7 separate regions of the Homo sapiens genome follow, and all the other regions are linked to region 6. Evidence: chromatin contacts called from ENCODE Hi-C or POLR2A ChIA-PET data. All regions are on one chromosome and are shown on one strand. Each heading gives the region's core, a stretch centred on a gene start or an enhancer-like site at or near the end of the contact. The rest is flanking DNA. Distances are from core to core; before and after follow the strand shown.

Evidence for each region. Hi-C counts contacts between places; a loop is a spot of excess contacts on that map. ChIA-PET counts read pairs that join two places held with the same protein, here RNA polymerase II (POLR2A). Pooled maps may share reads with other maps.
Region 1: a pooled map shows a loop between it and region 6 (11-fold over the local background). The contact joins the promoter of ALDH9A1 here to the promoter of POU2F1-DT in region 6. A Hi-C loop is called at or near these places in 2 of 37 single-sample maps with no recorded cell type and 14 of 50 pooled maps. POLR2A ChIA-PET finds 5 or more read pairs at or near these places in 3 of 52 experiments (GM12878, MCF 10A and OCI-LY7).
Region 2: a loop to region 6 is called in a pooled map, with 7 times the contacts of the local background. The contact joins the promoter of UCK2 here to the promoter of POU2F1-DT in region 6. A Hi-C loop is called at or near these places in 15 of 50 pooled maps. POLR2A ChIA-PET finds 5 or more read pairs at or near these places in 2 of 52 experiments (PC-3 and WTC11).
Region 3: a map of B cell shows a loop between it and region 6 (21-fold over the local background). The contact joins the promoter of TMCO1 here to the promoter of POU2F1-DT in region 6. A Hi-C loop is called at or near these places in 2 of 168 maps with a recorded cell type or tissue (B cell and naive thymus-derived CD4-positive, alpha-beta T cell), 2 of 37 single-sample maps with no recorded cell type and 15 of 50 pooled maps. POLR2A ChIA-PET finds 5 or more read pairs at or near these places in 2 of 52 experiments (Caco-2 and HEK293).
Region 4: a map of PC-9 shows a loop between it and region 6 (7-fold over the local background). The contact joins the promoter of MGST3 here to the promoter of POU2F1-DT in region 6. A Hi-C loop is called at or near these places in 3 of 168 maps with a recorded cell type or tissue (PC-9 and naive thymus-derived CD4-positive, alpha-beta T cell), 7 of 37 single-sample maps with no recorded cell type and 20 of 50 pooled maps. POLR2A ChIA-PET finds 5 or more read pairs at or near these places in 2 of 52 experiments (GM10248 and MCF 10A).
Region 5: a pooled map shows a loop between it and region 6 (6-fold over the local background). The contact joins the promoter of ATP1B1 here to the promoter of POU2F1-DT in region 6. A Hi-C loop is called at or near these places in 6 of 50 pooled maps. POLR2A ChIA-PET finds 5 or more read pairs at or near these places in 2 of 52 experiments (MCF 10A and naive thymus-derived CD8-positive, alpha-beta T cell).
Region 7: a loop to region 6 is called in a pooled map, with 12 times the contacts of the local background. The contact joins the enhancer-like site here to the promoter of POU2F1-DT in region 6. A Hi-C loop is called at or near these places in 6 of 50 pooled maps. POLR2A ChIA-PET finds 5 or more read pairs at or near these places in 2 of 52 experiments (PC-9 and WTC11).

What each region holds. Positions count from the first base shown.
Region 1 is chr1:165,697,139-165,699,838 of GRCh38, forward strand. It overlaps ALDH9A1 (aldehyde dehydrogenase 9 family member A1), which reads right to left and starts at 1,424. Exons shown (of 11, transcript NM_000696.4): 1 at 1,240-1,424. The coding sequence starts at 1,420. It also overlaps the pseudogene CA14P1. RefSeq lists enhancers at 1,160-1,389, 1,233-1,815, 1,680-1,859 and a silencer at 1,420-1,609.
Region 2 is chr1:165,826,245-165,828,944 of GRCh38, forward strand. It overlaps UCK2 (uridine-cytidine kinase 2), which reads left to right and starts at 1,370. Exons shown (of 7, transcript NM_012474.5): 1 at 1,370-1,688. The coding sequence starts at 1,590. RefSeq lists silencers at 1,159-1,408, 1,489-1,968, 2,029-2,258 and an enhancer at 1,724-2,277.
Region 3 is chr1:165,767,596-165,770,295 of GRCh38, forward strand. It overlaps TMCO1 (transmembrane and coiled-coil domains 1), which reads right to left and starts at 1,273. Exons shown (of 7, transcript NM_019026.6): 1 at 1,087-1,273; 2 at 597-674. The coding sequence starts at 1,156. TMCO1-AS1 (TMCO1 antisense RNA 1) reads left to right here and starts at 1,334. Exons shown (of 3, transcript NR_125374.1): 1 at 1,334-1,780. RefSeq lists enhancers at 884-1,560, 1,561-2,236.
Region 4 is chr1:165,629,796-165,632,495 of GRCh38, forward strand. MGST3 (microsomal glutathione S-transferase 3) reads left to right here and starts at 1,439. Exons shown (of 6, transcript NM_004528.4): 1 at 1,439-1,498. RefSeq lists enhancers at 360-890, 1,944-2,113 and a silencer at 1,274-1,513.
Region 5 is chr1:169,105,278-169,107,977 of GRCh38, forward strand. ATP1B1 (ATPase Na+/K+ transporting subunit beta 1) reads left to right here and starts at 1,413. Exons shown (of 6, transcript NM_001677.4): 1 at 1,413-1,649. The coding sequence starts at 1,553. RefSeq lists enhancers at 1-403, 894-1,188, 977-1,549, 1,550-2,122 and a silencer at 461-1,380.
Region 6 is chr1:167,219,217-167,221,916 of GRCh38, forward strand. POU2F1-DT (POU2F1 divergent transcript) reads right to left here and starts at 1,320. Exons shown (of 1, transcript NR_185889.1): 1 at 615-1,320. It overlaps POU2F1 (POU class 2 homeobox 1), which reads left to right and starts at 1,670. Exons shown (of 16, transcript NM_002697.4): 1 at 1,670-1,742. The coding sequence starts at 1,682. RefSeq lists an enhancer at 1,253-1,362 and silencers at 1,543-1,642, 1,993-2,142, 2,363-2,642, 2,653-2,700.
Region 7 is chr1:165,596,788-165,599,487 of GRCh38, forward strand. It overlaps the pseudogene TRK-CTT13-1. Among named protein-coding and RNA genes, the nearest start is that of LRRC52-AS1, 16 kb to the left of the region's middle. Within about 2 kb of position 1,289, at least 30 of the 41 ENCODE cell types and tissues checked have a DNase peak (open chromatin) inside an H3K27ac peak, as active enhancers do; they include PC-9, where a contact is called at or near this core.

The DNA.
Region 1 (2,700 bases), core at 174-2,673, 1.5 Mb before region 6:
CTTATCTCTGTGACCTTCAGAGTTCCCAGAGTAAATCCAGTGCCTAGCACAGTGCTTAGCACACATTAAGCACTGGATTAAAAAGTTTTATTTCAGCAAGATGAATAAATTGTGGAGAGCTCACGTAGACCATGGTGACTATGGTTACCAATACTGCATCATATACTTGAAATTTGCTAAAAGAATAGATCTTAAATATTTCACTATCCAAAAAAAGCCATTAACTATGCAGAAGCAATGGATAATTAGATTGACCGTGGTAACCATTTTGCAAGGTATACATACATTACAACACGTTTTACACCTTAAGTATATACAATTTTTATTTGTTAATTATACTTCAATAAAGCTGGGGAAGAAAGTACTGAATAAAGGTGGGGTTTTTTCCTTTCCCAATTCTGATTAATGTGCAGAAATATTTTAATATTAGAATGTGGAGACAAAGTCCTCATTCGTAGTCATTAGAAACTATCTGTGAGCGTTCCTTCATTCCCAGCACAAATGATTATCTTCCCCACAACCCCGCCCCGTTCTTTTAGAATTCCTCTCCTATGCACACATTTGAAGACAATAATACATCAGTCCTGGTTTTAAAAGGGGGAACAGTTGGCTGGGCTTGGTGGCTCACGGCTGTAATCCCAGCACTTTGGGAGGCTGAGGCGGGAGGATCACCTAAGCTCAGGAGTTCGAGACCAGCCTGAGTAACATGCTGAAAACCCGTCTCTACTAAAAATACAAAAATTAGCCGGACATGGTGGTGGGAGCCTGTAATCCCAGCTACCAGGGAGGCTGAGGCGGGAGAAGCACTTGAGCCCGTAAGGTAGAGGGCGCAGTGAGCTCTGAGATGGTGCCCCTGCACTCCAGCCTGGGCGACAGAGTGAGACCCTGTCTCAAAACAAACAAAAAACAAACAAACAAACAAAACAAACAAAAAAGGAAGTTAACAGAGGCACGACTTCCCCCACCAGTACTTTGCGAACTCTGTTCTGGCCCGGGTAAAACAACTCACGATCCTACCACGCAACTCATCAGCTTTGCTTTTCCTCCCTACCCATCCCTGCCCGGAGGCACTCGCGTTGCCCCAGAATCGCTAGTTGCCTACACACACAACCTTAGACTCTCCACTGTCACTGTCTTGTGCTCAAGTCAACGCTGCAGAACACAGGAAACGGGGGCTGGCCGGGAAATCCGCGCATCCGGCCCCAGGGCGCCCCAGCCTCCCCGGCTCGTTGCAGTTACCGGTTGCTGGCTCGAAAGCTTTCTCGGTACCGGAGGCGTCCGCCGGCTCCACGCGGGCCCCGCCGCGGTAATTGAGCGGCTGCGACACGACGAAGGTGCCAGTGCTCATGGCGGCGACAGGAGAGGGCCGAAGACTGCGAAGAAGCGGGGAGAGCGCGGCCAGGCCTGCTCGGAGAAACATGAGTGGCGGACGCAGCTCCGCGGCAGAGGCTGACGGGCCGCGGGAGGGGCGGGGCCGCGGGAGGGGCGGGGCCGCGGGATCGGTTCTAGGAGATTTTAGGGGCAGTCACTCGATTCCTCTGCGGTCCAGGCCAGGCCCTCCCCTCGCCAGGAGGGTGGAGCAAGACACCACATTCTCCCCACCACCCCGCCATACCCCACACAGTCTCCAGGCGGGAAGAGGACTTCCTTCTTCGTGATCAATATTTGCGTAGCACTTTGCAAGTGTTTTCGGGTTCATCATTGCATGTAAGCATCCTAGGATCCCATTCTTAATCCTATCGCCTGAAGAAGGCAGAGGATTGGAGTGCCAAGAGTCTTTGGTGGTTACTTCACTGCTAAACCACCGTTTCTGTAATTGTATAATGCTTTTTAAAGGGTGACAGTAAAAAGCAAGGGGACTGTGAACGAGATAGATGATATTGTGATCTGAAACTGCTTTTTAAATTCTTAAAGAGAGACTGGGCGCTGTGGCTCTCACCAAGGCTGGAGGATCGCTTGAGCCCAGGAGTTTGCGGGCAACAGAGAGAGATCCCGTGTCTATAAAAAAATAAAATAAAAATAATAAAAATTGGGCCGGGCGCGGTGGCTCACGCCTGTAATCCTAGCACTTTGGGAGGCCAAGGCGGGCAGATCACCTGAGGTCAGGAGTTCGAGACCAGCCTGACCAAAATGGTAAAACCCCGTCTCTACTAAAAATACAAAAATTAGCTGGGTGTGGTGGCGGGCGCCTGTAATCCCAGCTACTTGGGAGGCTGAGGTGGGAAAATCGCTTGAACCCGGGAGACGGGTTGCAGTGAGCCGAGACTATGCCATTGCACTCCAGTCTGGGTGACAAGAGTGAAACTCAGAAAAAAAAAAAATTATCCAGGTGTGGTGGCACACGCCTGTGGCCCCAGGTACTTGGGCGGCTAAGGTGGGAGGATCCCCTGAGCCCCGGGGGTCCAAGCTTGCAGTGAGCTATAATCGTGCCACTGCACTCAGGCCTGGGCAACAGAGCGAGACCCTGTCTCAAAATAAATAAATTCTGAAGGAGCAATGTAAATGCTATTAATGACAAATATTGATAGAAACAGAAGCCTAACATACAGAATACGAAGAGCAAAGGCCACAGGAAAAAGTGTCAGGAAACAAAATGCCTTCTGTAAGACAAAGCAGCCACCCAGAGGCACTCACAGGTCTGTCAGCTGAGGGATCTTGCACAAAGGTTCATTCTTCTCACCAAACTTCCATGCACCTCCA
Region 2 (2,700 bases), core at 120-2,619, 1.4 Mb before region 6:
TCAACTTTAATTTAAAAGTGAAAAAAGTTTGTTTTCTCTGGTATCCTTTTTTTTGTTTTGTTTTGTTTTTGTTTTTGTTTTTTGACACAGGCTCTGGCTCTGCTGACCAGGCTGGAGTGCAGTGGGGAGATCATGGCTCACTGCAGCCTCGATTTCCCTGGCTTGAGAGAAAATTATTTTTTTCAAAATAATCTTCAATTTAAGGTAATTTACTAAGTTTCAAAAGATAATGCTATTGACGTAAATTCTGTTTTAGATTGTAGGCCCCATCAGCTCATTGATACTAGTCCCAAGTTCACAGGAGAAGAGACTGGAAGTTACTAGGCTAGTCCTGCCTCTCTCAGGTGTGTCCCAGCAAAACTTTTCTTTCCAGTTTCAGCGCTTTAGAAACCTTTTCTCTTCAAACACTAATACAGGGCCTAGACTGTACCAGCACTGTTCTGAGAACTTTACATACACTAATTCATTTAATTCTCACAAAAATCCTGGGATGTAATTGCCATTATTATTCCCATTTAACAGATAAGAACACTGAAGCACAGAGAGATTAAGTAACTTGCTCAGGGACCTGGATGTGAATGCAGAAATCTGGCTCCAGAGGTGGAGTCTGAAACTGCCTTTCTAAGTGACTGATTGCCAATCTCTGGAAAACCGTTCAATTGAAGATATTAATGGATCAAAATGTCAGTATGTTTTCAGATACCCTAACTCCATAGGAAGCTCAGTGTATGGGATGAGATACTGTGGTTTAGAAGGGAATTGCTTTTCCAACGGAGGGCACCCTTCAGATAAGCCCCTCAAATTGCCCTTCACTAGAGAGTCGCACGAGGACAGGCCTGCTAAAAAGGATGGCGCTGGGGGGTTTCCAAGACAGGAAATATCTAAAGCCAGCGGCTGACATATTATCTTGGCGAACGGGAGAAGGGAAAAAGAACCCTCATTTTTTGGAAACACAAGTTTTTAGCCTGGATAATGGGTAAATGACATTAACTCTTCGTTCCACACTAATCTTTCAAGCTTGTTCAAATTTTGCTTCTCAAACCTGGGCCATTCCTTCTTATCTAATCTGCCTATTATTTCCTTCAAGCTTTTTATCCCTTCTGAAAATAGGTGGTAGCATACCAAATTAAAATACAGAACAGCCTGTTTCTTTCCCCCAGGGTCCACTAGGGCGCGTCGGAGAAAGGGTTAACCGGGCGGGTGGGAGGGAAGGTCGGGCTCACACCTTTCGCAGAGACCTCGGGCGGCGGCGGGGCCCGGGAGGGGCGGAGGCTGGGGCCAGACGCCTCGCCGCCTCCGCCTCGGCGAATAGCAGCGCGCTGCCCGCCCGGATTGGAGCAGCAGCATCACGCTGACCTCTGCCTGGGATGTAAACCGGACCAGCCGCTGCGGGCAAAGGAAGGCTCTTGGCTCCTTCGGGAAACCCAGCCCCGTCACCGGGCTCCGAGCGGCTCGCAGGCGAGCGACAGCGGCCTCAGCCCCGGCAGCGCCCAGCGGCGGCTGCGGAAAGCGGAGGGAGTCCGACGCGGGCGCGGGCGGGGAGCGTGCGTCCGTTCGCACAGGCAGCGGGAGGAGGGGCGGCGCGAACCATGGCCGGGGACAGCGAGCAGACCCTGCAGAACCACCAGCAGCCCAACGGCGGCGAGCCCTTCCTTATAGGCGTCAGCGGGGGAACAGCTAGCGGCAAGGTACGGCGGGGCCCGGAGCCGCGCTCCCTTCCCGGCTTCTGTCCCTGGGCGGCGCATGTGGCCGGCGGCCGCGGGCCGTGTCAGTTGCGGCAGCCACCGCGTGGCCCGCGCGCCTCCGCTCCCGGCCGCGCTCCAGCGCCGAGTGCGCCCCGCGCGGCCTGGGGGCGCTGCGGCGGGGGCAGGCGAAGACTCGGGCCTTGGGGGTTCCGGGGGTACGCGGCCACGATCGCAGGGCGGGAGTGCTCCTCCGGCTTTTCTCCCCCCGCGTTAATAACTCGTGGCCGGGGTCCTATGGGGGAAGGGCAGGGAAGCGGATGCTTATTGTTTTGCAACTCCAGTGTCGGGGGAGAGGGCTTTCCGCAGGATCCCCCACTAACCCCCGATGGACTCCCTCAAGCCCCGGTCTGGCACAGACGTGCTCGCCCCGCGGCGCAGCCTGGTGCCGAGGGCGGAGCGAGCCGGGAAGCGCGGCCGAGAGGGCGAGGGTGGCGGGAACGCGCGAGGCGGCATCCCGGGGAAGGGGAGCCCAGTGTGGGGCTGCACGCAAGGGCTGGGGATTACAGGGGTTTCCGGGTAAAAGTCTGAGAGCCAAATAGGTGCCGTGACATCAATGAAACGATAATAGTAGGGGCTTCTGTTTTTTAAGGTTATAAGAGGAAACGTGGTCGGCTTCAATGAGAAAGTTGTACTGGCTCCAAGCTCTTCGGTGTCCAGGACGTACGCGTCTTGGATCCACGGAAGGGGGTCATCGTATGGGTGTCTGACCCTCTTAGGAGCCTGTTTCCTTTGTTTTATCCGCAAGGCAAGGAGAGACAAGGGAAATGACTTCCTAGCTTTACCCGGGGTTTTTTCTGCAGGTGGAGAAGGGTGGAGTCCTCCCAGATGGTTCTTTCTTTGCTCCCCTAACAGCCTTTAAGATGTGGCTACTTGTTTTTCCCACCGTTTAACACCCTCCAACTTCATTTGGAGCACGGGTTCCTCAAGGGATCCTGAGAGCTGGGTGCTGGGTGCT
Region 3 (2,700 bases), core at 23-2,522, 1.5 Mb before region 6:
CTATCCAAATTCTAACTATCCACAAGGAACTGCAAGGCCATCAGCATCATGAAGGCTACCATGGTTCCTCACAACTGAATGAAGCCTCTTCTTCTTTTTTTTTTAAAGACAAGTCTCACTATTGCCCAGGAGGCAGTGTAGTGACACCATCGTGGCCCACTGTAGCCTCAATCTCCTGGGCTCAAGGGATCCTCATGCCTCAGTCTCCCAAATAGCTGGGACTATAGGTGTGTACCACCATACCCAGCTAATTTTTTCTGTAGGGACGAGGTCTCCCTATGTTGCCCAGGCTGGTGTCAAACCCCTAAGTTCAGTCCTGCCTCAGCCTTCCAAAGTGCTGGGATTAACAGGAGTAAGCCACTGCGCCAGATTGAACCTCTTCTTTAGAACCACCACAGCACATAACATGTATCTGCTACGCCCCTCACTTCCCTCTAGTTGGTATTACACATTTTGCATAAAAGTCTTCTATTTCTAAATAGGCTTCAAGTCAGGTTCATCTTTGTATCAGCTGGTGCTCTTAAAATATTTATTGTGAACATGGACTTAATGAGCTTGACGTGTTGAAATTATTTCTAATGTGTTGCCATACTCACATTTTTTACTCTGTTTTTCCACTTCTGCCTTCAGTCTCTTGTACTTGTCTGTCCTGTAAACCAGGACCCAGGTTATGCCTAAAACATTAAAAGCAACATGTTAATAGAGAAATGACTGGAATGATCACAACAAACAAAGTGGTTACTGTTGGAGAAGGAGGAATTCCAACTTTTCGCTTTGTATTTACCCATAGTTAACTTTTTTCAAAGGCTAATACAACTGACTCTTCAGCCAAAACAACAGTAACATGATGTGAAGGTGTCTCCACAAATACCCAAGTGAAATCTACCTGAGACCAAAGAAAACTCGGCAATCGACTCCATACTCCCCTCCTGCTCCTGTTCACGAGTTGCCCAGAGATTCCCTGAAGTGGAGTAGATGAGCCTCTCAAGCAAGTAAGGCTCGCGATCTTTCCCCTGGTGGCACAGGGGACCCCGGGGCCCTTCCTCCCGGGGACTGATCAAACGTCTGAGAAATACCCGCTCTCACCCTCTGCGAGCAGAGCCGTGCACACAGAGATAAAAACGATGAGGAGAGTGTCCGCGAACATAGTGCTCATCTCGCACCTTCGTCTCTGCACTCTCACCCGCCAGGGGGAAAGCGCTCTACAGCCAGGAAAAGTGAAGCGAAAACGGCTTCCGTAGACTCCGCCACCACCGAGTAACAGACCAACTCTGACAGCCCGAAGATCGCACTTCCGCTTCCGGGGCATAGCACCGGAAAGGCTCGTATCGGAGAACGGTGTGGCCACGAGAGTCTAGAGGAAACCAACCCGCAACTCACTGGAGCTGAAGGGCTGGTAGTCAGGCCGAATCTCGCGAGAATTGGAACTATTTCAGAGCCAGAGGAGGATAGTGGCGGCGGCGAACTTTGCCCGGTAGATTTTACTGACTGGGGTGCTGGCGCGCGCCTTTTTCTCGGCCAGAATCCAGTTATTGGGATAGTCTTGACTTCTACCTCAGCCCAACTTCTGTGGTCGTAATATTAGTTTAGCTTGGGTTTGCCGTGAAGTAAGAAGACTGACTTCCGCAAAGGTACTGAACGACTGGGTGTAGGTGCCAGGGCATGGACGTGAAGCTGGAACCGCGAAATGAGTTAGTTGTGGGCCGCTGGCCTCAAGGAGCGAACGTCAGCGCGAAGAGGAGAAGCTTGTGCATACGCTCTGATAAGGGTTTTAATAGAGGTATTACCACAGTGCTGCGTGACACGGTTGAGAGAGTGGTCAGAAGAAGCTAATGAAAGGAATTGAAGCAGTGCCTTAGGGGAGTAGGAGTACTTTTGGAGATAGCAAAGGACTTTCTAGGCAAAGTGGAAGTCAAAGCACGGATGCCTGAAAATTCATAGTGTGATAGTGCAGTGAGTAATGTATCTAGAGAAGGGGTCTTAAACCCAGATGCCTAGACTGGCGAGAGAAAATAAATTATCTTATGCAAGCTGAGCCTAAACAAATGGTGGAAGTTACTACGATGGATAAGTGAGCATTAAGTTCATCTGAAAGGAGAATTTGATACCCAAATCCAACCCATTTCTCTAGGAGAATGAGCACCCAGTTTCTGAGATGTCTTCGTTTCTCAGGAAAATCCAGAAATCCTGGGTTTTATGTGAAACTTAATTTATAAGTGTTGCTAACTAATTAAAATTCAAAAATGTCTCAGCAGCGTGGTTTCAGCCATTGTAGACGGTTTCAGCTTTTTCACACTGGGGTGTGTGTGTGTATGGGTGAAAACCTGGAAGCTGGCTGAGCTGTATCCTCTTGTACTTCCTCCTATCATTGGTGTTTTTTTGTTTGTTTGAGATGGAGTTTCACTCTTGTTGCCCAGGTGGAGTGCAATGGCACAATCTCGGCTCACTGCAACCTCTGCCTCCGGGTTCAAGCCATTCTCCTGCCTCAGCCTCCCAAGTAGCTGGGACTACAGGTGCCCGTCCCCACGCCCAGCTAATTTTTTGTATTTTTAGTAGAGACGGGGTTTTGCCATGTTGGCCAGGCTGGTCTTGAACTCCTGACCTCAGATCCACCCACTTCGGCCTCCCAAAGTGCTGGGAATACAGGCGTGAGCCACCGTGGCCGGCCCTCATTGGTTCTTTTAAACTGTACTGCACTTA
Region 4 (2,700 bases), core at 189-2,688, 1.6 Mb before region 6:
TGCAGTCTCCGGTGTAAAATGAGGGTGCAAGGTGCATCCCCGCTCCTGATTTTTGAATCATCCCTTCCACCACCTTGGAATGACTTCTTACGTAGAACAGCCAGCAAGTGGAGAAACTTGCCTCAATAATGCAAAACTGTCTCCCTAACTTACTTCCTTTCAATGTTCAAGCAAAACAAAGCCCTCTCTACATCCAACATGACAGAAACCCAACATGACAGAAAGTATGAGAATGGTTGGAAATTGCTGAAACAGCAACAGTAAAGATTTAATGAGCTCTCAAAGTACCTCTAGATGTGCAAATATGACAACCCAATAAAAAGAAACACACACATAACCTAGAGCCTTCAAAAATCTAGATTTCTGCCTTTCCACACCTTAACTTGGAATCATTCAGGTGGGTTCCTAAGCATTCTCTCGGAGGTGAGGAATCCTCCAAAGAGGAGACTCTAGGAGGGGCCCAGGTGTGGCAATCTTCAAAAGGATGAGGGATGTCCAGAGGAGAGGTGGCGGGAGGGTGCACTTAAAACACGCGAAAATTGGAAACGTGCCTTCTGCAGTCAGTTCCTTCGGATTTTCCGGCATTTAGAAGCCAGTTCTACTCCTTCAGCCCGACCGTATCTGCAGGTCTCACCCAAGACCAAGACCCCCGCCCCCACCCCTCCTCCACCCGGCCTCGAGCCCCGCCCCGGACGCTGGACCCGAGCGTAACGGGAGCAGGTGTTCACATCAAAGGTCTGGGTCGCGAAGGCAGAGACTCCATGTGCCGCAAAAAAAACTCCACGGACAATTGGGAGACTCCTTTCAAAAAAACAAAACTCCGGAGCCACGCGACTCCGCGCTCAGGGGGCGTGGGTACGGCCCACCACGAGGGCAGGGCTCGGCGCCAGCTCTCGGCAAAACTAACAATATTTGTTAGGCCCTAAACAAAAAGGCCCTAACAGCGATAAATCCATTCACTTCGGGAGTGTAGCAACCTGGGACACCAAGCGCCGCCCACGCCCCAGCTACGCGCCTCAGGGACACATCGATTGAGGCGCGGCTACTTTCGCGCACGCGCCTTGCATGCCCGTGCTTCGCCCTTACAGCAGAGCGCCTAAAACCGCTACGGTGGCTCTGCTGGGGACAAATTATTCACGTCCCACTGTTCTGCAAACCCAATCCGGGAGGTATGACCTGGCTGGGACAGTTTAGGAAGATGGCCACGAAGGCACCTGGGGGAGTAGATATATGTTTTTGAGAATGAGAGGAGTAAATCGCTGGACGACCATGAGCAGGAAGAAAATTAGGCCTCCACCTCCCAACCAGTGGCCCTGAGTTGGCAACTTAGACAGCGCGCGCCAGCGCCAGGAGCCCCGCCTTGGGGGCGTGGCCGCGCGCTGGTCGGCTGGGGCGGGGCCTGCTTCTGGCCTCATCTAGCCCCGCCCCAGGCGAGGGCGCCGCACCCACACCGCGCTGCGCAGTTTTGTTCTGCTCCAGCTGTTCGAAGGTGATCCAGGTGAGTGCTAGCACCTGCGGGCAGCCACGAGCACCGGGCCGCCGGGGGCACTTCAGCCTTTGCGCAGGGCACTCCCATATTTCAGCCTATGCGAGCTGAATAGAGACCCGCTGTCTCTAACCTCCCCCCACCCTTATCAGTAAATTAGCGATCTGAATTTCCACCCTCTCTGCTCTCCCCTTGCCTTGCATCTTTTCCCTGGTGGAGTGGGTTGGGAGCGTCTAAGCGAGGCCCGACCTATTTATGTGTAACTCAGGAAAATTCTCAAGGTCAACCCTTCCTCCATTCCTTCCTTTCCTCTCCTGCTGTCCCCGGGCTCTGCAGTCTGGGGGCACCTTTCTGCCTTCCGGAGACCACCCGACCTTGCCCTCTGCTGTTCCGGCGCAGAGGATGGCGAGCCGGACACTGCCGGGGGAGTGGTTGTGCAGGCCTGATCAGTAACACTGGTTTCAGAAGTGGCCTGTGAGCAATGCACCCGCTGCGGTGGGGATGTGTTGCTAGGGACGGTCGGGAGAGCCTCTGAAGGAATTGTGTTTGTTTTCCTCCTGCCTCTTAGAATCGTTTGTCCATTTGTACTGGGAAGGTGGTCATTTCCTACCGCTGACTTAGAGCAAGAGACGCCTCTAGGCGGGTGGGGGACTCTTCAGGTTCTTCCTTGGATTTCAGAAAATGCCCCTTCTTTATGTGGGGTGGCAGCACGGAGCCGTAGGGCTACAGTAGTGGGGCAGTTGCAGGGCGGTGGAAGGCGCTGGAGACTCCTTAGTGAGTCATTCCCCGAAGTTGTGGCTTCTGCTGATACTTTCCTTGAGAGTCACGAGTTTACAAGCTACATAATAGCGTCGGGGGCAAGTAAGTGTGGAAGACGAGGTAAAGGAAAAGCAGATACTAGGATGGGTAGAAGGAGAGGCAGGGGTTAGAACTTTAATTCCTTCCCTGGGGACAGGAGATGCCCTGGAGGGGAAGGCGCTTCCGGCTCTGCAGGTATGTGCTGTTGGGCCTAGGTGTGGTCCTGCGGAATTGCTGCAGATTTTAGATTGCTGGTGGGTAGGAGCTGCAGCGCTTCTCTTGGGAAATCTGTAGATCACCTGGAGCCAGCAGTTCTGGGAGGCACCCCAGGTTATTGGTCAGAGTTACAGGCTATATTTTATTTCAGTGAATTCAGAGAGCACATTGAGTCAGATCAAGAATGTTTATTCTCATAG
Region 5 (2,700 bases), core at 163-2,662, 1.9 Mb after region 6:
CTGCTGTGTCACTGTCCTCAGAGGGATGTATAAAGCTGCTTGGGGGCTCATAGGAGAGGGATGAAACCAAGAGTTTGGCTTTCCAGCAACAGCGGACAAAGAGTGGGAAGGGGTACTCTATGCCCCAGGTCTGCAACATCTTGCCCTATGCGCTAGGTTTTCCCAAAGGTCCTTTGGCTCCAAGAATTTTACAGCAGAACAAAGGGATCGATACCCCCAAGGGGGCATAAAAGCATGCCAATGAGAATACCCGCCGCCGACCGGGCACCAAGAAAGTCCTCGGTGGCTGGGTCACGTGCAGATATTGTTGCCTGGGGTCTAGACTGGCCTGAGTCTCAATTGGTTTCTACGGGACAACTCACTGCGGGCTACCGCCCTGGGTGGGTTTGGCAATTGTCCTGCTCGAGGTGGTTCAGGCCGCCCACAAGGGGCACAGCCGGGCAGTCAGGAACCGGGGCTGCCGGCTGGGCTGGCCTGCAAAGAAGAGGGAAGGGCCGGAACTGCAACCGCAGTGGCGGGGAGTGCGAGGGGGCGGCAGGTGCAGGAGCGGGAGGCGGGGCGGAGCTGGGCAGAGTCCTCGCCAGTCCGGCGTCCCGGAGTGACCTTCCCCCACCCCGCCAGCGCCCAGGAGGGGTGGACCCACAGCCCAGGGAGGCCGAAAGCGCGGGCGGGCAGGCAGAGGCGTGGAGGCTGGGCCAGGACTGCCGGGCTGGGGTCCTCGAGGCTCCGGGCGACCCAGGTGCGGATCCCCCAGCCACGGAAGGGGCGGTTCACGCCCAGCCGGGAGCTGGGAGGGGGCTGCGCGGCGCTGCCTGCGCGTCCCTCACCGCCGCCCCCGCCTCCTCCTCGCCCCGCGCCCAACGCCCCGCGCCCAGCGATCCAAGCGGCCCCTCTAGCCCCGGCGGCTCCTTTGTGCCGGCCCCGAACCCGCCCTCTCGGGCCGAGTCCCTGCCCCTGGCGCCGGCGATTGGCCACCGGGCCGCTAGAGGGCGGGGCGCACGGCCGCCGGGGCGCGGTATATAGTAAAGGTAGGGCGGGCGCAGCCAATTCCTCGGCTCCTGGCGGGAGTGCCGGTGGCGCCCCGCAGTCCGCTTGTCCGTCCTTCCCTCTCTGACTCTCCTACCCCGGGCCTGTCTCTGCAGAGGTCAGGGGAGGCGGGGGCCCAGCACACGTCCCCAGTGGCAGCGGGAGCGGCAGCTACGGGTTCGCGGAGCCCCCGACCCCCCAAGGGCTAGAGGAGCGCTCGGCGGACCAAAGAAAGCCCGCGAGCGGCTGCGCGCCCACCAATAGGTGCGGGGCTCGGAGCCGCGCAGCCTGCGCCGTCCCTCCCTCCGCCCCCGCCCCGCCGCCGCCGCCGCCGCCGCCTCCCCCTCCTCCTGCTCCTGCCTTGGCTCCTCCGCCGCGCGTCTCGCACTCCGAGAGCCGCAGCGGCAGCGGCGCGTCCTGCCTGCAGAGAGCCAGGCCGGAGAAGCCGAGCGGCGCAGAGGACGCCAGGGCGCGCGCCGCAGCCACCCACCCTCCGGACCGCGGCAGCTGCTGACCCGCCATCGCCATGGCCCGCGGGAAAGCCAAGGAGGAGGGCAGCTGGAAGAAATTCATCTGGAACTCAGAGAAGAAGGAGTTTCTGGGCAGGACCGGTGGCAGTTGGTGTAAGTACGGGGTCCGCAGCTCCCGGCCGCCGCGTCTGATCTTTCCCGGGCGGCGCATCCCCTGCGCAGGGTCCGCGGCCGGTTCCGCACCCACCGCGCTGGCCGGGGTGGCGGGGGCGAGGGTGGTGGACGCTGCTGGGTCGCGCCGGCCTGGGCTTGCAGTCCTGTGCGGAATGCGGTGTCCCCAGAGTGGGGCGCAGGGTCGGGGCTGGAACACGACAGGCGGAAGGTTATGCATATCGTAGCGATCTTGGCTTGGTAATTTGCAGTCTTTCCTACCGTGCATCGGTTGAGCCTTTTACTCCTGGGAATAGTCAGGCTCTGCGAGACTACATTTGTCTCTCCCGTGTCCTGAGTCCTTAAAAAAAAAATGAGATCTGGGGTCTTGAGAGAACCTCGTGAGGTGATGGGATCTAATGCAGACGAGGTTGTGTGTTACAGCATCTTTCTTCTAGTCTAAATACGTATCTCAAAAGAGAGGAAAGAGAAGGGTGGAGAGGAATCCATCCACACTGTAGTATTTCACAGCGATGGCTAAGGATTTCCCTCCATGACCTCCCCTGGAGTCATCACCACCCAGAAATGGTTCAATAAGCTCCATTTCAGGACTCCGATTCTTAGCTTTGGCCCGAAACCTGGCAAAGTCTGGTTGTTTTCAAGGTCTACACAGACAGTTGTGGATCAGTCAGTAGGTTGGGTTGATTATGGTGAAGGGAATATAAACGCAGAGCAGCTGATCTTAAAATATTTTGTGCAGCCTGTTGCTTGGTTGGATAGACTTTTTTCCATCGAAAATTAGATTTCTTGTTTTCAGCCTCTCCGGAAAGGTGACTTTTTTTTTTTTAAAAAAAAGGTCATTTTGAAGGGCAGAGTTGTAGGCGAATCTATGAGTCGTGACTGCGTGAGGGAAGGAGGGAGGGAACTCCCCCTGCTGCATCACTGCCCCCTCCTCCTCCAACATCATCATCATCATCATCATCATCATGACCATCACCACCAACACCACTGGCACCACCACTGCAGTCATTCAGGGAGTCCTGAACAGAGGCCG
Region 6 (2,700 bases), core at 70-2,569:
TCCAGATTAACTAGTTAAATATTTCATTTCCTTAAGTGTGCTGGTTGGCGTGGCTCTAAATAATTAGATTACAGGGCGGTCTAATTATTTGGTTCAAACAGTCATGCACACACCCTAAGGCTTAATTACCACGAACAAATCAATCCCACCCCCAAATCGTTGCCTGTCACTGACAATAGCTTTAACTGTACTTGCACAGTTAAAGGAGTCCAACGAGCATTCTAGGACTGATGATTAAAACTTTACCCATTAAAATAATTGCACTCACTTGGAAATCAGTTTTGTTTTTAATTGTAGAACCAGCAGTTCTACCCAATTTAAACTTCAGTCATATCTCTCAAGACAGATTAACTAGAGCTGATTTTTTTTAAACTTTGCTTACCATGAAATACACCTTTCTATTCTTAAAAAACAAACAAACAAACAAAAATAGGGCTTTAAAAATTCGTAAAATAATTAGACCTGGGACTTTGTCCAGGGAATTTCGCCATTTAAGATAAAGAAAACTCAGCAACATTATGTCTAGTTACCAAGAAAGATATGTGCAACGCGAAACCTTTCCCCAATACCATATTTACTCTGAGAAACACAGCAAAATAAAATTCACGATGAAGTTACGATTTCGACATTTTTATTAGTCATCAGCTTACTGCTAGGTTTTAAAAGGTGTTCCAAGGCGGGAAGAAGGCGCGGGGGGAAGCCTCAGAATATGGGGTCTGTTTCGATTGGGGGGAGCGGCGTTAGAGGGGCGTGAAGGCAGAAAGGAAGGGTAGGGCGGAAATTAGCGACTTAATAAGACGCCTAGCTCCCGAGGAAGCCAGCCTGGCGTTAGAAGCAAGTAGAGCAGAAGAGATTTAGGGCTAATTAAAACAATCACACGACACTCCCCCTCGCGTTTGCCGGGGCCGGGTCTCCTGCACTAGCAGAGCCGGGGGCGGGGATTAGCTCGGATTCAAATTTAAAGCGGGAGGCCCGCGTGTGGCTCAGCAGGTGCCTCATGCCCGGCTCCCGTGGCGGTCGTTTCCGCCCCTACCTGCCCAGAGGGCCGGAAATTACCTAGCGAGGAGCGGCTTATCCATTGTTGCCAATGTTTCAACTGCGCGGAAACCCTGAAGAAAGTGCGGAGCACAGGGCACGCGGGCCGCTCACTGCCCTTCCACGCGCCCCCACGTTTCTGGCCGCTGCGCTCCTTGCCGTGCTTTTACAATGCCACAGGCCACTGGGGGAGACCGGAGCGAAGCCAGGAGGGAAGCAAGGCGGGAGGAAAAGGGAGAAGTGTAAGAAGACACAGGCGCCCGGGATACTATATAATCTGGTTCTGAGCTAGAGGGAGCGCATGCGCCGGCGACACTTCTGGCGGCAGGAGAAAGGCGCGCATGCGCAGAGCCGAGACGAAAAATGAAGCCACAGGGTGCCTGGCTGATTGAGGGCGCTGCTTTAGCTACCGAAGGGCCACAGCGCCCCGAAGGCGCGTGCGCAGAGCGCGGGAAGGGGGTGGAGCTCTTCTGAGGGGGCCGGGGCGAACAGAGCCGGCCTCGCGCGCCCCCTGGCGCGCGCCCGGGGAGAGGAAGGAGCGGGAGGGGGCGGAGAGGAGGGAGGAGGCAAGCAGGGCGGGAGGGGGGAGGGGAGCCAGAGCGAGGGAGGGTTTATCGACCGGGCGATTTTGGTTAAAATATTCAAAATGGCGGACGGAGGAGCAGCGAGTCAAGATGAGAGTTCAGCCGCGGCGGCAGCAGCAGCAGGTAATCATTACAGCATTTTACATATTCATATTCATACTCAACCCCGGCTCCCGCTGCCCCCCCCCGCGACTTAGCATAATTTATTAGTACTCAGGATTATTATAATTAACGGCGGGGAGATGGGGGGCCGGGGAGCATTGAGCCCCCGCCGGGCGCTGAGCGGAGGGGGAAAGAGGCTCGGAGCGGCCAGGCGGAGGGGGAAGACAAGGGGCAAAGGGGGCTGCGATCCACTGCCCTCCTCCTGCACCCGGCCCACCCCGCCGCCGCTCGCCGTCTGCCCGTCGGCACCGGCCCTCCTCCTCTGCCGGCCGCCGCTGCCGCCTCCTCGCCGCCGTGCCCGAACCCGAGCGGGTCCGCGGCGGGGCGGCGGGGCCGGGGCAGAGGGAGAGGACAATAAAGACATTTTACATATTCATAGCTGCTGGGCCGGCGGGGCGCAGTAGGGCGCGGGCGGGCGGCCGGGGCCGGGCGGGCGCGGGGTGGGGGGCGTGAAGGGGGATGGAGGCGGCGGCGAGCACAATGCCGGGGAGGCGGCGGGGCCGGAGCGGACCCCGGCGGCCGGACACCCGCACGCGTCTTCCCCCGGGAGCGGGCCCGGGCGGGGGGGCGCTGCCCGCCTTGGGGGGCGGCCCTCAGGGCAACCGGGGGTGCGCGCGGGGAGAGCTCCCTGCCCGCGCCCCGCGCGGGGCTGAGCCCGGGGGTCACGGCCCCAGGCACTTCGGCCTCGCCCCACTGGTCCCCAATGTGGTGGCCTGACCCAAGCCAGGCCTGCTCTCTAGGTGGGTAGGGGTGAGCGGTCGTGGGCGCTGCGAGGTGGCCTGGGGCGGCGGGGGTGGGGAACCCGCGCAGGGGTCTGCGTGCCCCCCCTGGGGGGTGGACTGGATTGGAAGGAGTCCTTGGGGCAAGTTCCTTCCGAGGGGATGTCCTCTGGGGCGGCCCGCGCGCCCCCGGCCGGCGG
Region 7 (2,700 bases), core at 39-2,538, 1.6 Mb before region 6:
GCCACACTGATCAGAACGTTCATGGAATTCCTCTTTGGAATCACTTTCCAAGTTACATAAGAAAACCAGTACATTCTTTAACAGTCATATTTTTTTCTTTTTCTTTTTAAATTCCAAAACGGGGTGTCTAGCTAGATCAGTTGGTAGAGCATAAGACTCTTAATCTCAGGGTCATGGGTTTGAGCCCTACGTTGGGCGCTGTGTTTCCCAGCATTTTGGGAGGCCGAGATGGGCAGATCACTTGAACTCAGGAATTCGAGACCAGCCTGGCCAACATGGCAAAACCCCGTCTCCACAAAAAAATACTAATATGAGCCAGGTGTGGTGGCGCATGCCTGTAGTCCCAGCTACTTGGGAGGCTGAGGTGGGAGGATCACTTGAGCCTAGGAGGTGGAGGCTGCAGTGAGCTGAGAGCGCCACTGCACTCCGGCCTGGGTGACAGAGTGAGACCTTGTCTCAAAAAAAGAAAGAAAGAAAGAAAAGAAAAGAAAATGGCACCAACCAGCTTATTGATCTACTTAGTTCCAGATGCTTTTTGACTATTTGCTAAAATGTGTACATACATGCATACATAAAAATAAAATAAAAACGACTCGGGAAAGGAAAATATTTTTACACTGAGGATACCCAAGAATGCCGGGTACATTCTCCCACTTTCCCTTTTTGTCTGCTTATTACCCACTTCCTCCAGCAGTACCCTCCACCTTCTGACAGAAAACCAGGTCTCTTCTCTGTAAACCAAGGTGGTTCGAAATGAGATGGTGGGAATGTCCCTTACAACGGCCAGCCCCAATCCCACCGGGAGTAACTTCGACATATTCCTTTACTCTTTCTGCTTCTTTTAACATATCTGAAAATGGAAAGTAGGTAAACTGCACCTACTTCCTCAGAAGGTGGAAGGGATTCGTGGTGTAATCTCTCTACGTGGGCGGAAACACACTGTAAGCACCCAAATAACAAAATGTAAATGTCTAGCAAGTATATAAAAAAACATCAGGAAAGGTTTTTTGTTTGTTTTTGTTTTGTTTTGTTTTTGTTTTTGTTTTTCATATAAAAGGCCAAAAGTAGGGAAGTGACAGAAAGGCTGATTGCCGACCTTTTCAGAGCTTACTTATTTTAAACAATTACACTGACTCATAAAATAAAAGTATTTCTTGTGCCCCGGTCAAAAGCAAGTGGATTTTTACTTTAAGGGTGAATAATAAGAATGCTTTGGGGATGACGAATAAAAGGGCTTCCCCCGGCTAGCCGAGGCGGAGCCATCGGGGATATACCATCTCTCCTCGTCGATCTGGAAGGCTTTCTGAAGGAACTGGGGTTTGTGTCCCTGGCACGCCCGGGACCTGCGTGGGGCTCAGCGCGCTGCCAGGCGACCTCAGCAGCCCAGAGCTTCAACGGTTGCTGTGGCAACAGGCCGCCCAGAGCAGCAGTCAAAGTCCCTGCGTGAGCGACTGCACTTCCCAAGCGCGGAGAGTCTGCCCAATGAGTTCCGCCCTCTCTAGCGCGCTTTCTGTGATCCACCAATCAGGCTCTGCCACGCCCGAGCTGAGTGGTCAGCTTGCCTGGGAGGGCGGGGTTAGGGTGCAGAAACAGGACGGAGAAGGGGGCTGTATTTCCCCTGGCGTGTGAAATGGATGTTAGTGACTAAAGCTCAATTTTCCAGTTAAGGGAGGAGCCGAGACTTTTAAGTCGAGTGTTCCTGTGGGGCCAAAAGGATGGTTTCAGAGAAATCCCAGGAAGTGAGAGTGCTGGGATATGCGAGGGGCCCACGGAGCCCTCCCCTGCGTGTCTGAGATCACACCCTGCGGGTACCCTGCCGTCGTGTGCTGAAGGAGGTGACTGGATCTCGACTCCAGAGTTTGCTCCTGAGATCGAAAAACAAAACAACCCAATAATAGTAATGACAGCCCTGGGTGGGGACAGTTGCAGCAGGTCTCATGAGAAACTCACTAATTTTGTAGGTTCAGGGAAGGCGTGGGCATGTTGGTGAAGTAAGGTTCTGAGTGGAAGAAGAAAATGCTGCTTCTGGGGAAGAGAATACCGTCAGAAGGAAGGAAAGAAAGGAGGGAGTGGGAGGGGAGGGGAAATCAAGGGAGAGGAGAAGAGGGGAGGAGGGAAGGTGAGGTGAGGTGATTGGTATTCTGCCAATCCCATTCTGCACACTAGTGAGACCTAGCAAGGACTAGAGTTTCAGGGGGAAAATACGAGAATAATGAAAGATAACAGAGAGGAAAGAAAAAAGAAATAATTGAAAAGTTTGAAAGAAGAAAGACAACAGCTGAACCAATGGAGGTGAAAATAGAAGGAAATGAAAATTCTGCAAGCTTTTGTTTCATGGATAAAAGGACTGTATTTTCTGGTCCATTATCAGGATACAAGATGGAAAAAAAAGCTATTGAACTTGTGGAGAAAGTGGCTGGTTTAAATTAGTCCTGTCCCTGAAAATCCAAGCTGCGTGTTTGTCAGTCTTATGGCTGATTTAACTCATAGGCCCAGGAGAGAAAGGATAGAAGGAAGCCTGAATGACCAGCAAAGAATCTGCATCCAATCAACACTCAGAGCATGTATGCTACATTCTTCAGAAACCTTCAGGAGTCATAGACTGTGGTCAGTTCTTCGTCAGAATTATTTTAGATTTACTTCAGTTGTTTTTTCATCAAATGCACATAAAACATGGAATTGTTCTTAGCTGTGCAGACC